Linked DNA regions of Homo sapiens: region 2 is linked to region 1. A link is a contact called in ENCODE Hi-C or POLR2A ChIA-PET data. All regions are on one chromosome and are shown on one strand. Each heading gives the region's core, a stretch centred on a gene start or an enhancer-like site at or near the end of the contact. The rest is flanking DNA. Distances are from core to core; before and after follow the strand shown. Region 1 has its middle 16 kb from the start of RAB7A. Region 2 has its middle 7.9 kb from the start of MIR12124.

Evidence for each region. A loop is a pair of places that touch in the nucleus more often than their neighbours do. ChIA-PET counts read pairs that join two places held with the same protein, here RNA polymerase II (POLR2A). Pooled maps may share reads with other maps.
Region 2: a map of heart right ventricle shows a loop between it and region 1 (2.3-fold over the local background). The contact joins two enhancer-like sites. A Hi-C loop is called at or near these places in 9 of 168 maps with a recorded cell type or tissue (CD4-positive, alpha-beta T cell, CD4-positive, alpha-beta memory T cell, CD8-positive, alpha-beta T cell and 4 more), 1 of 37 single-sample maps with no recorded cell type and 22 of 50 pooled maps. POLR2A ChIA-PET finds 5 or more read pairs at or near these places in 4 of 52 experiments (CD4-positive, alpha-beta memory T cell, MCF 10A, activated T-cell and 1 more).

What each region holds. Positions count from the first base shown.
Region 1 is chr3:128,708,583-128,711,329 of GRCh38, forward strand. No RefSeq gene overlaps it. Among named protein-coding and RNA genes, the nearest start is that of RAB7A, 16 kb to the right of the region's middle. Within about 2 kb of position 1,394, at least 4 of the 41 ENCODE cell types and tissues checked have a DNase peak (open chromatin) inside an H3K27ac peak, as active enhancers do.
Region 2 is chr3:128,853,303-128,856,049 of GRCh38, forward strand. No RefSeq gene overlaps it. Among named protein-coding and RNA genes, the nearest start is that of MIR12124, 7.9 kb to the left of the region's middle. Within about 2 kb of position 1,434, at least 4 of the 41 ENCODE cell types and tissues checked have a DNase peak (open chromatin) inside an H3K27ac peak, as active enhancers do.

The DNA.
Region 1 (2,747 bases), core at 144-2,643:
CTGAGTAGCTGGGACCACAGGCACATGCCACCACATCCAGCTAATTTTTGTACTTCTTGTAGGGATGAGGTTTCACCAGGTTGCCCAGGCTGGTTTCAAACTCCTGGGCTCAAGCCATCTGCCCAGCTTGGCCTCCCAAAATGCTGGGATTATGGGTCTGAGCCACCATGCCTGGCCAGAAGTCTTCTTCATAGATGATATGGGGTCACTTCTGCTTCTCCGGCTATGCTCACTGGCCATCAGCGCCCTCTGTGTGCCCAGAGTCTCACATAGGGCACCTGCACGTTATCCACAGAACACTGTGGGGCCTTCCTCCCAGCTCAGGGCCATAAGGAGAGAGACCTGCCTCGGGTTTGATGTCTTCTTGCCCCCTCAGCTCCTCTCCAGGGCTCCCCATTCCCAGGCCAGTCCTTCTGGGTGAGAAGCCAGCAAGATGCATGTGATCTTCGGCCTCTGGGTTGGCCCCAGTGGTGCATACCCACTGGTGTTCATGTCCATCTGTAGTCTCCTCTCACACTGAATCAAAGCTGGCCTGGGTGACAGGCAGCATTCTGTCAGAGGGACAGTGCATGACTTCTGAGGCTTGGTCATATGAGACCCTGCGGTGCTACCTTGGGCCTTTGGCTTGTTCTCTCGGGGTGAGGTCAGCTGCCCTGCCTTGAGGACACTCAAGCAACCCTGTGGAGAGAAGCCCAGTTGTCAGCACCAGTTTGCCAGCCACTCCAGCGAACCACCTTGGAAGCAGGCCCTCCAGCCCCAGACAAGGCTTCAGATGGCTCTAGGCCCCAGCCCTTGAGATTTTCAGCTGAGGCCCCAAGCATGATGTAGTAGAGATAAGTCATTCACACCGTGCCCTGTCGGAACCCCTAGCCCACAGAAATCACAACATAATAAATGACTATTGCTTTAAGGTACTAAGTTTTGAGGTGTTTTGTGTTGCAGCAATAGATAACTGATACAATGGCTCAAGCCCAGTGCTACACTCTGGGAAAGTCCTCCTTGTTCTCTTCCCTGAAGCTTGAGGCTTTGCAGGCAGCTCCCCTGCAGTCTCCTCCTGCCCCGCCACACCCCGCCCCCGCGCCCCCCCCTCCATCCCTCCTAGTACCCCCCCACCTCCCTCTGGCTACCTCACTCTTCCTTCCCTCTCCAGGGAGGCAGAGGGCAGGATCGACCCATCTGCTGCCTCATTGGAGGTTCCACTGGGAAATGAGATGCTCATCTTCCCTGCTGATAGCACTGCCTCCGAGGCTTTCAGAATAAGTTTTCTAGAATCCCCTCACTTTGGCAATAGTGAGGAAGGAAAGAAAACCCTAGTATTCCCCAGTGGGCAGTGACTAGCATGGATTACCTCTGTCACTTCTTCTCACACTTGTGCTCATATTGGGGGTGGGGAGGGATGAGTGATTGTAGTAGGGCCGGTTCTGCCACCTCTTTGTACATACCTGGGGCATGTTCTTGCCCCAATCTCAACAGAGTCTTTGAATCATCCTTAAGCGTGAGGTCCACAGCACTATTTGTCATAAATTTTGGATCTCCATCGTCAATACCAGGAAAACAGGAAAAGTCCCTCTTAAACATTCGAGTCCAGGCTTTCACCACCTGGCATGACCTGATCTTTCTGCTTGGGTTTCTTTGCTGTTCCTGCTTCCTTCACTCTAACTCTGTCCCTTTGGCAATAAATATATCAGCACTTTCTGGGACGATTTATGACATGCTCTCTTTTCACCAAACCTCCGCACATGGTGGTCCCTTTGCTGGCAACAACCTTCCTCTTCCTTTGCCCAACAGATTCTTACCCTTCATGAGCCACCTCAGCACTGTCTCCTCAGGAAAGCCCTGCTTGACTACTCTAACTTTCTGGCTATATTAAGTGCCTCTACTGGGTCATCCTAGCTCCTTTGCTTCCTTTACCACACTGTATTTGCAGCAGAGACACTGTATTTGTGGCCGAGGCAGAAATACAATTACTTTTTTTTTTTTTTTGAGATGGAGTCTTGCTCTGTCACTCAGGCTGGAGTGCAGTGGAGTGATCTCTGCTCACTGCAACCTCCACCTCCCGGGTTCAAGTGATTCTTCTGGCCTCAGCCTCCTGAGTAGCTGGGATTACAGGTGCCTGCCACCACGCATAGCTAATTTTTTCTATTTTTAGTAGAGATGGGGTTTCACCACATTGGCCAGGCTGGTCTCCAACTCCTGACCTCAAGTGATCCGCCCACCTGGGCCTCCCAAAGTTCAGGGATTACAGGCGTGAGCCACCGCAACTGGCCCAGAAATACAGTTTCTCAAGCACAGTTTATTCTCCCTCTTCTACAGCATGTGGATGTTGCTGGAAAGCAGCTGTCCAGCTGGCACCTCATTTCCCACTGCCTCTTACATCTAGGTGGTCATACTACTGGCTCTTGCCAAAGGAATGTGAGCAGAACCCACATGTGTCACTTCCACACCAAGGCCTTTAAGAAGCGGGTGTGTCGTCTACACACTGTCAATGTCCTGCTACCAGCTGTATTTGGGCAATGACAAGATTCTTAGGAATGGTGCTGCCACAAGGTGGACAGAGCCCAGCACCCAGGATCAATGTATAGAGGAAAGCCACCTGCTTCAATTATGTCTGAGACGTAATTCCTTTGAAGGCCTATTTGTTATAGCAGCTAGGGTTACCTTAATTAATACAGTATTGTAGTCTTTACTGGTGTCTCTCTGCTAGATAGTCTTTTTGTTTGTTTGTTTGTTTTTGTTTTTGAGGCAAG
Region 2 (2,747 bases), core at 184-2,683, 140 kb after region 1:
CCGAACTGTGGCATTTTTAAGGGCCTCCTCAATGGTGGAAGCCAGACCTGGAGAAGGTGCCTTCTCACAGGGCCGGCACTTCCAGAGGGGAGTGGCACCGGGGCGGGGGCACAGACTCTGAGGGGCCCTTGGGGAGCTCAAGCAAGGCCCACAAGATCCCCCTCTCAGGTTGCAAATTGGCATTAAGTTGGGGAGATTCAGTATTCATACCTGGGAGACACTTGCCTTCAAAGTGAAAGGAAATCCTGGGGAGGTTTTGGTGCTCCGGAAGGCAGGCAGACAGTGGGGCTGCAGCCAGGCCCTCTCCTCTGCATGAGGCTTTATGGGGCCTCAGCGTCTCCCACAATGATGGGGTCCCCCTGAGCTCCTCTTTTCAGTGTTCCCACATGAGCCTGAGTGTGGGGGACTTTCTGAGCCATTGCCCTCTGACTTCCCCTCTGTGGGCTGGGGAGGAGCTGTGAGGAGCTTCAAGGTGTGGGGTCGGGGCCCTTGGGCAGCCATCTTGGGGCACCCGAGCCCCAGCCCTCGGGAGCCCAGGTGCAGGCTCTGCCTCCACCTCTGAACGGCTGAATGGCGTGTTCAGCTGCTGTGGGTGGCAAGCAGGGAGGGCCGTGACAAGGTCTCCATTCCAGGCTGATGTTCCAGATCTGCAGGGGTGAGTATCAGGGAGGCCCGGGGTAATCACCCTGCCCAGTGGTGGCCTCTGCCATGGGCACACAGACTCCAGGCCAGGGAAGAGACACAGCAGCAACCTTGGAGGAGGGGCCTCTGCCCACCTGTGTGACAGCCACCAGGGGCTCCTGGCTTCACAGCCTTGCTGGGGAGAGATGGGAAACTGAGGCCTGGGGACCCTCAGCTGCCTGAGGTGCAGCTAGACTCAGATCCACCTGAGGCTGCCCAGTCCACCTCTTCCTTACTTCCTCCTTCCAAGAATATGGGCACAGTGGTGAGAACTTGGAGATAAGAGATCGGGACCAGTCCCAGCTGGAACCACTGCCCCACTGCTCAGCCTCTGGCAGCCACTCCTCTCTGGCCTGAGTGTCCTCTTAGTTCAATGGGCATCTCTAGGTCCCTGTGGTACCTTCCTTGTCACAGGCACATGAGGGGTCAACAGGATCATCACCCAGCACTGTTCACAGACACAGACTGAGGCTGGATCCTCGGAATCAGAGCTGGAGGGGGCCCTTTTGTGCAGATGGGGAAACTGAGCCTTGGACTGACTGTTGCGGGAATCAGGAGACTGGAGAGACCAATGGGTGAAACAGGAGGATTTTATTTAGGTGGCCACCGGCCTAGTGGGTTAATATTCAGAGGCTGATAAATGAACAAAGGCCAGGCTTAACTTTTATTCAGGCAACTGAAGGGGAGTGGCTAGCCAGTGGCACAAAACTTGCAGGGTGGGGAAAGCAAGCTTACAGAAGCAGAACAAAGGCAGTTAACTGTGACAGGTTTTGCAATTCAGGCATGTCTTGTGACCTTTGCCATCCTGCACAGATGGGAAAACAGGAACTTATAAAATCCTTGCAAACTTGCAGAAATAGTTACAAAAATAGTTACAAGCGCAGAACAAAGAATAATGGCATTGGGAGAGAATTCCAGGGGGAGACGGATAAGAACTTGTTTTTCTCATCCCTATTCTTGGAATCCATTTCTTTGGGGCCCCTGCCTGGCCTTGCAGATAATGTTATCATAGCTCCAACTGGACTTGTTTTCCCTTTACTTGTTTTTCTTATATTTCCTGCTTAATTCTCCCCTTTGATGCTGTTTATAAATAAAGTTTAATAGAAAGCATTATCATCAGAATTTAATTCTCCATGAGGAGTTAGTCCTTTATTTGGCAAAGGTTGATATTTGATTAATGCCATTAGTTGGGTGGTGGTTTACCTGGTTACAAGAACCTCTATGGCTGATTGGATGTTTTTAACAAGGAGAGGTAGGAGACAAGGGAGTGTGAGACAGACTCCCAGTATGACCAGAACTATTCCTACTAAGGTCTTAAATCTTCCAAGGGACGAAAACCAGCCCCCAAAGAGGGTATCTGGAGACCATCCTTTCCAAATTTGGACTGGGACATGGGCTAATTTTTGAATTTTTGCAGTTATATCTTCAATGACCTTCCTATTGTCATCAATTTCTAGGCAACAATTAGTTTAAAGTTTCCGCATACCCCTCCTTCTAACATGGATAGAGGGAGTAGCAAGAACAAAGTAAGGAATAGTATGTTCATACCCAGCATGGACAACAGAGGTCCTTATCCAGGGGAGGAGGTTGAGCACAGTGACAGGTTAATAGTAAAACAATTAAGATTACAAGGAAAATTACTGGGCTTAAGATTTCTAACTACATTTACTTCCTAGATGAAACTTCGGCTGTGCATAGACTAGTCAGCTTCTGGGGTGACTAACAGGACTGCTGTCTCCTCAAGCTTCAGCTGTGCATAGACTGGTCGGCTTCTGGAGTCACCAGAGCAGGGCTGTTGTCACTTTCACTGGCACCTCGGTCCTGTCATAGGATCAGCTGGTTTGGATGGTCTGAGTCTTGCTGGCTGGTCCACTTGTCCTGGGCTGCCAGTTTCAGCCAACTGTGGTGGATCTAAGGCACGATTCCTGCAACTTTAACAGCAGTGGTAGTGGACAAGATTACAGTATGGGGCCCATCCCATATGGGTCCTAAAGTGGTTGGATTCTATTTCTTGACCTAAACAGAATCCCTGGGTCTAAAGGGGTGTGTTTGGTCTGTTAGTCCTA